2 separate regions of the Homo sapiens genome follow, and region 1 is linked to region 2. Evidence: read pairs that join two places in POLR2A ChIA-PET (ENCODE). Cell type or tissue: K562. All regions are shown on one strand. Region 1 overlaps GRIK4 (glutamate ionotropic receptor kainate type subunit 4). Region 2 overlaps ARHGEF12 (Rho guanine nucleotide exchange factor 12).

Evidence for each region. Peaks named below come from ENCODE experiments on the same cell type or tissue, not always from the same donor. Only the 100,000 strongest peaks of a DNase experiment are listed, where the experiment ranks them.
Region 1: POLR2A ChIA-PET joins it to region 2 with 5 read pairs; 3 of 35 experiments call an interaction of 5 or more read pairs at or near these places.

What each region holds. Positions count from the first base shown.
Region 1 is chr11:120,563,397-120,567,396 of GRCh38, reverse strand. The region is part of intron 1 of GRIK4 (glutamate ionotropic receptor kainate type subunit 4); the gene reads right to left. Among named protein-coding and RNA genes, the nearest start is that of GRIK4, 54 kb to the right of the region's middle. RefSeq lists enhancers at 1,689-2,268, 2,269-2,849 and a silencer at 2,400-2,669. In K562, no CTCF peak of the experiment used is centred here; no DNase peak of the experiment used is centred here; H3K27me3 peaks cover 2,949 bases.
Region 2 is chr11:120,338,069-120,342,068 of GRCh38, reverse strand. The region is part of intron 1 of ARHGEF12 (Rho guanine nucleotide exchange factor 12); the gene reads right to left. Among named protein-coding and RNA genes, the nearest start is that of ARHGEF12, 3.7 kb to the right of the region's middle. In K562, no CTCF peak of the experiment used is centred here; a DNase peak (open chromatin) is centred at 2,268; H3K4me3 peaks cover 1,909 bases.

The DNA of each region.
Region 1 (4,000 bases), 230 kb before region 2:
GCTTGAGCCTAGGAGTTCAAGACCAACCTGGGCAATACAGAGAGATCCCATTTCTACCAAAAAATTAAAATTAGCTGGGCGTAGTGGCACACCCCTGCATTCCCAGCTATTTGGGAGGCTGAGGTGGGAGGATCGCTTGAGCCTGTAAGGTCAAGGCTGCAGTGAGCCATGATCGCACCACTGCACTCTAGCCTAGGGAACAACAGAGCAAGATCGCATCTCTAAAAAAATAACATCAAAAAACAAGCTGGATGTGATGGCATGGCCTGGGGTCCCAGCTACTGAGGAGACTGAGGCAGGAGAATCACTTGAGCCCAGGAGTTCAAGGCAGCAGCGCAGCACAACCACACCTATGAATAGCAACTACACTCCAGCTAGGCCAACACAACAAGACCTTGTCTCAAAAAAAAAAAAAAAAAAAAAAAAAATTAGGAGGCCGAGGTGGGCGGAACACGAGGTCAGGACATCAAGACCATCCTGGCCAACATGGTGAGACCCCATCTCCACTAAAATACAAAAAACAAAAATTAGCCGGTGTGATGGCACGCGCCTGTAGTCCCAGCTACTCGGGAGGCTGGGGCAAGGGAATCACTTGAACCCGGGAGGTGGAGCTTGCAGTGAGCCAAGATCGCACCACTGCACTCCAGCCTGGCAACAGAGTGAGACGCCGTCTCAAAAAAAAAAAAAAAACTGAGGGTATAAACAAGAAAAAAAATCTTGTGATATGTCCCTAGACTCTCCCTCTTAGTTGATGTCAACCCATTAATTGCTCACCAGTAATGAAACCACTTTATTGTACTACCCACTCAGAAAACTGAACCTCAAGACAAAAAAGGGTTTACAAGTTGTTGGAACAGTATGTGCCACATATGCTCAGCACCTTCTTTATTCCAAATCTGGAGGGTCCAAACCACATCGTAGGCTGGCCCAACTTCGTCCGTAGATTAGCTGGCAATCACCTTAAATAGTCTATTTTAACACCAGCATGGGCTTATCTGACACCTGAGACCTTACTCAGTCAGAAGGAATTTGAAGTCTGGCCTCCTTTCTCAGTCACTTCCTGGCTGGATGACCCTGGACAGGGTGCCTAACGTCTCTGGACTCCAGTTACTTCCTCTGAAAAGCAGAATAAAGAATATCTTGCCTAGATCAGAAGATCTCTGGAAATCCCTTACAGCTCATAGAGCTACAACTGTTCACTAAACGGCCTCTACAAATGAAGAATTTTTTGCCTTTTCATTTGTCAAATAAAATCTGAGGCCTAGGGTAATAGGCAAAGAACAGGCTTTAAAGTGCAAAGCACAAATCCAGGCTGCCATTTACTGTATCTTGGATATAAAACTTAACCTCTGTGGGCCTGGCTCAGATTTTTATCCTAGAGACAATGACGCCTACTTTCAACACGGCTCAAGGGGTAGGAAACATAGCATCATCCTTCCAGCCTAATACCAAAGTCACACCCCAAGCCCAGAATAACCACGTGTGTCTCAACTCTTTCTCCTAGATTTCCTGTCTTGCTTTTCACTCTCTATAGGAAAAGATGGTTTTGTCCATTCCCTGGCAACTAACGTGCTATTAGTTAAGTTTTCTCATGTGGCCAGGTATTACCTCTGAATTATAAGTGGAAAGACTGAGATGTAGAAAAGAGCCAGGGGGCAGGAGTAATTAGTGAGGCAAAGCCTGCAGCCAGACCCTGTATTTCTACTCCGGTCTCATTAACCGTGAGCGCTGCCGGGCGCTGGAGGCCCCCTTCTCCTACCTGTCGTCCTTCCTCACTCGGCTGTGTTCTGTTGTACCTCGTACAATATTGGATCTGTAAAACGCTTTATATTCCTTTAGCCAACACAGGGATGATTCAGAACAAGATTGGGTTATTACAAATTCAGGAGGCACTACACACACGGCTGTCATGTTTCAGTTACCCTTTCTCCCGGTTTAATAAAATTTGCCACACTAATACAAAGCCATCTTTTATCGTTTTCCCTGCAGTTGTAACAACTTGTCCAGCGCATTCCTGCTAATTAAAGGAGGAGAGGATGCAGCAGCTCACTGGAAAGTGGGCTTCTAGGGAGGCTGTCAGTATCTTTGCAGCCACTTAGCTCTGGTTCTTAGAGTCCTTTAATCGCCGGCTCCTCCATGACATGAGGCCTAATGAGGTCAGCAGCCGGTGGCGACATGGCAGGCAGTCCCGCGTGGCGGCGGCCGGGACAGCTGGGCGCGCTGGCAGGAGAGCAGGCACAGCGCTCCCCACAGGCAGGATGACGCGGGCTCCGCAGCCCGTCCTCCCACGCTGCCCCGCATCACTGCCTCGGCCCTGACGTGCGTGCGACAGACTCACCGCAAACAGTCCCCAGCGGGAGCACGAGGCCGGGACAGGAGGTGGGCGGCTACACAGGACACCCCACCCCCCCCACCCCCCCGCAGCCGGCGGAGCCGATCGCCGGAAAAGGGAGGCGGTGGGCGAAAGGAAAGCGGGGAGCTGGGAGAGGAGCTGTAAACAAAGAGCTGCCCTTGTGCGAAGTCCTGAGCCGGGTCCAGTCAGCCCGCTTCCTGTGGCCCACGCACTGCCCGCCGGCCCACGCGGGAGCCTCGAGGGGCGAGGCGGAGGCTGGGCGCAGTCCTTGCAGCCAGCAGCCACCTCCGCGCGCTCCGCCGCGGTCCAGCTAATTACCTGCTGCGGCGGCGGCCGTGCCCTTTAGGGTGCATTAGTATTCCCGCCGCGGGCGCTGCCCTCGCGGCGTCGGCACCGATGCCCGGCCACCTCCAGGCCCGAACGACTGCGGCTGCGGGAAGGCGGGTCGAGGGGGGCTACGGCACCCCAGGGAGAGGCCGGGAGCCGCCCGGACCTCGGAGGGGATGGGGTCCTCTCTGGGAGGCACCCGTCTCCTTCCTGGGTCCTAAGACCCTTCCCAGCCCTGCGCTCCGACCCCACTCCTCCCGAAACGTCGGGGAATCGGGAAAGGAGGGCCACGGGCAAAGCGGGGGCGGGCGCCCCCTGATTAGCATGCGGCGCCGGTTGCCCGGGCCCGGATTCCCGAGCCCCCTCCCCGCGAGCGCACACTAATAAGTTTACAAATGGAATCCGGTGGCGCCGCTTGCAATAAAAGGCAGAAGCTGCGCTCCGGCGCTTCAATGAGAGCATTTTCCCCCGTAACAAGGGGCTGGATTCAGCTGCCTGGTGCCGTCTGAGCGGGGCGAGTTGCCAGAGTAACCAAGGCCTAGCGCGCACGTGGGGAGAGGGAGCTGGCTGGGGCTCCAGCGCTAGCCGCCGCCTGCGCGCCCGGGCCCTTCCTCAGGCCACCAGCCACTCCTCCGGGACATTGCCTCCCCCACCCCAACTTCCCCACTACATAAACTGCCTCCCTACCCACCCCCTAACCTTTCAAAGGCTCTCCGGCAGCTTGTGTTAAATTCATGAGACACACCGGGAACACCTCCTCCGCGATGGGAAAATAATGTTTAGGCCTGGAGTGTCACTGGAGAGGGGGCCCAGACGGTGACTGTGCTCAGAGCGGGCGTGGAGGCACAACCGACCCCAGGTGTGGGAGGCGCCAGAACTGGTGCAAACAGCAGTGAAACAGCAGGTGGAGATTCCAGAGCCCTGGGTAGCTCAGGAGGTAGGCTTCTGAATGACCTGGGGAAGGGTGGAGGGGAATTCAGAGCCAACTAACCCTGAGTGCCACATCTAACTTCCTGAGAGGAGGCTCCAAGGACGGGAGCTCCAGAAGTTCCTGGGGTCTAGCAGCTGCGGGGAGACCAGCTGGACCGTGAGCAAAGCACCCATCTATCCCACCTGTAACACAGGGCTGGCTGCTGCTGCCTTCTCCCAGCCTTTGGCCTAGGTTGGTTTAAAAAAAACGAGTTCAAAAGCTGAACCCGCTTTTGGTCTTCAGCTCTCAAAAGTTCACATTTTGCTCCAGAAAGTTAAGGCTGCTGTCCACCCTACTTCCTTCCCAGGGACCAAAAATATAGGGATTGTTTCTCTCTTTTTACAAGCTTG
Region 2 (4,000 bases):
CTAGTTTTATAATCTTGACTTAAAATCTTGACTTAAACTGTATGAATTAGCTTAAAGTGTAAATGACAGAAGCATGATCTGCCCTGTACTGAACTGAAAATATTGTAAATGTTAAAGAATTATACTACCACAGGATATCATTACCTACATGATGGTATTTTACTCAAAAGAAGGCAAAAATATAATTTTGTTGATTTAAAAATTTTAACTCACATGGCACTATTTTGAAAACCTGTAATTATTATAAGGGAAAGGAGCATGTCTTCAAATAAAGCTCAGGAACATCATCAAAACCAAGTTTTAACAGAAAAGACCAAAAGAAGTTAAGCTACTATTCTTGAAAATGTGTCATGGTCAATTTCTAGGAAACAAGCAAGTATATAAGAAACATTTCTAATAATGTCAGACAACCATGATGCAAAAGAGTCCCTTCAATTACCTCTGGGAACCAGTATGTTATCTTGCTGTTTCTGTGACCCGTATCAGTTTGGGAAGCAATTCATACCCACCACTGGATGACATTTAGAAGAGGCAACCACATATGTACAATGAAATATTTTCCAACTGTTTTCCCTGGAATCGCAATGCTCCACAGAAACATATGTAAAATTCACCATTTATGGATTCCATGAATGTTTGCCTCAAATTTCATTTTTTAAACTGAAAACTCAAACTTAGTTAAAAAACAACAACAGCAACAACAAAAAAAACCACTGGGCTCGGTGGCTCAAGCCTGTAATCCCGGCACTTTGGGAGGCCGAGACGGGTGGATCACCTAAGGTCAGGAGTTCAAGACCAGCCTGGCCAATATGGTGAAACCCCGTCTCTACTAAAAATACAAAAATTAGCCAGGCGTGGTGGTGGGTGCCTGTAATCCCAGCTACTCAGGAGGCTGAGGCAGGAGAACCGCTTGAACCTGGGAGGCGGAGGTTGCAGTGAGGGGATCACGCCACTGCACTCCACCGTGGGTGACAGAGCAAGACTCAAAAAAGAAAAAAACCTACATGTTAACTCGATGGTATATACATGTTAACAACCGGAAACCACCAATGTGTTAAGTGGTATTCCAAGGTTAACATATTTTTGTAATGATTTCAAATAAAGCTTCTCTTGTCACCTTACTGAATATGAACATCATATAAATGTACCATTAATCAGGAAGACTACAACACTGTACTTTCAAAAAAAGTTACTTTAGATTCTGCATGTTGACTCATGTAAAACTGTACAAGTGAATGTACTATTGCATACCTTTATGACTCAAGATTTTATACTGAACTAAAAAGGCAAAGATAAAACTGAATACAAAACTAACACTGTGATCTTTGGCCCCCATTTCAATTTTGTATTTATGGACTGGCTGACTTTACAAGAAAAGGTTACAAATAATTTCACCTTGCCGAGAGATGACTCATGCAACGTTGAAAATAACATATAAACATGAGTAGCTCTTTTTTTTTTAATCAAAACCATTATACAGCAATTTTGACAGAAAAAGTATCACTAATGAAAAGTATCATTAATTACTGGGTACAGGCATATAAAGTCACAGGTTTCCACACTCACTTTAAAAATCTGCTTAAGTTAAACAGCTCAAAGCTGAATTCAGTGCTTTAAAAAAATTGTATCAAAAACCTGTCTTTATCTATAAATCAAAAACTACAAAATTCATAAGCCCTAGCCAAAACAAAAGTCCATTTATTTCAAGGAAGAACCCTATAACTTTCCTACCTGTACTGTCCCTGAAAATTCAATGTTATAGACACTGGCCTGAAATCATTTACTGAGTCTACTAAAAGGGCATTCTCTCCTGTCTACCTCTCAGAAGAAATTCCAATTGCTATAGGACCCCTAAATTCTCAGGGATACAAGAAAGACATGTAGGAGGATTGGAAACGATTAGGATGTATTTTAAGACTGAATGCAGCAATCAATGCAGACTAAAAAGCAGCAATCAGACATTTCTACACTTGTCAAGTGCTCATTCTAAACGATGAAAACTACAGACTCCAGGGCTCATAAATTGCTTACCATTTTTTTTAAAGCTGTTTGGATATACTACATAGAAGTAATAGCTACCATGAACATAGTTTGAGTTTAAAGTCTTTTAAAAAGTTTGAGTTTTAGGTTTTAAGGGGTGCGGACTGGGGAGTAAAAGATGAAGGGAAAGAGAAGAGAGCAAGTTAATGTGTTGATTTAACTGCAAAATAATAACAGGATGTAACAGAGTTCTGAGTATCCAAAGTGACCAATCAGAGCCTAAACATAGCTGAATTCCATCCCAGCCCCAGCACGTCCCTAACACAAGAATAAAACCCTTATCTTGTTCAGCCATGTGTCGCCTGCCACAAACTGCAAAACAGAACAACGCCCAAAACCAGCTAGTCTGATTTCAACTGAGGACAGACAGACTCTGTAGTCAGAAGCACCACAATGAAAGAACTCTAACTCACACAGCTGGCCTGGTGGTTCTGCACACTCTACGAAACAAAGCCATACCACATACAGCACTTCAAACTTGAAAGGATCTCTATCTAAAAAGCTACACTGGTGCTGTTAATTTTCCAACAGTTCTAGAGTCAGCAAAATATACCTACAGTAAGAGTTAGACACTACGAAAAAAGGATGAGGTAGGGCTGACAGAAAGCTAGAAACTATTATATACTCGTAACTTTGTTAAGACACCTTGGCAGAGAAATAATACTAAACCAGTACCTCCAGATTTCACCCCAACATATATTCATATTAGGAACAACTACTCTCTTAACAGCAAATGGATGCTTTATATTTACAAAATATATTTAAATGTGGTCAAATAAGAATAATTCTTAATAAAAAAAGACCCTAGTAAAAAAAAATCCTACGAAACAGGTCTCAGCAGTGCTTATTAATTGGCTTTCCAAGGTCTTTTCTTTAAAAAAAAAAAATGTAAAATTAGGCAGCAGCACCTGAACCAGTTCAAAAAACATTAATGCCCAAACCAATTTGCAGATTAATCTTACAATATTCATTTTGTAATCTCTTGTGCCTGCACAGTGCCTGGCCAAAAAAAAAAAAAAAAAAGAAAAAGAAAAGAAACAGGCTTTCAGTAATTTCATATTTATTGAATGTTTATATGCCATCTACGTTATAAAGAGGATACAAATTCCAAGATTCTATTTCCAAGATAACGAGAAGACAAGGAAAATCCCTGAGAAGCAATGCTGAAGAAAAACCATTACTTGAGGGCTTTTCACTCACTTGTGTGTGGAATGAGTCCGTTCTGTTTCCATAAATTAAACACCTCAGCATCGCAATGAAAACCAACATTACATTAGTTCCTAGCAAGACTTTTGTTTACAGGCTCAACAGAAAGAGCGAGAATTGAATGAAGCAGGAAAACAATTATCCCCACACCCGTAAAAGTGATTTCTCAGAAGCAAAACACCCTGAAAGGAAAAAAATGGGGATAACCAGAAGAAAGTAAGATAAGCATTGTCAATACTTATCTTAAGTGTATTCTTGGAAAAGTTAAAAATTATTTCATTGAAAATGAAAACCCACTTTGAAAAATACACAAAGAGTAAATATAAATACTTTAAATATTTAACAGACTCTTTTAAGTGAACATTCATGTGATGCTGGAAAGCATCAACAGGAAGAGGAAGTTCTGTTTCTGGAGTAGCTGTTATGGTATGATAATGGAATTTGGCCCTTTTAAAATCAACAAATGAGTCTTACAATTGGGTAAAACTCTTATTAGGAAATTAAGACTACTTTGTGCAGAAGCACTATTGTTGCACTTTTCATCAAAGAGCTTTGGCCCTCTAATTCAGTTACTTGATCTATTTTTTCACGGTGTAATAATTCGAAGACTGACTTAAAAATAAAGCAAGCTGACAAATTTGGGACTAGCATGCAGTGTCATAATTAAATTGAGAATGAAATGTGGTCAAGGAATCAATATGCTTTTTATCCCTTACCCTATAAACAAGAGTAACTTAGGATAAGCAAACTGCAC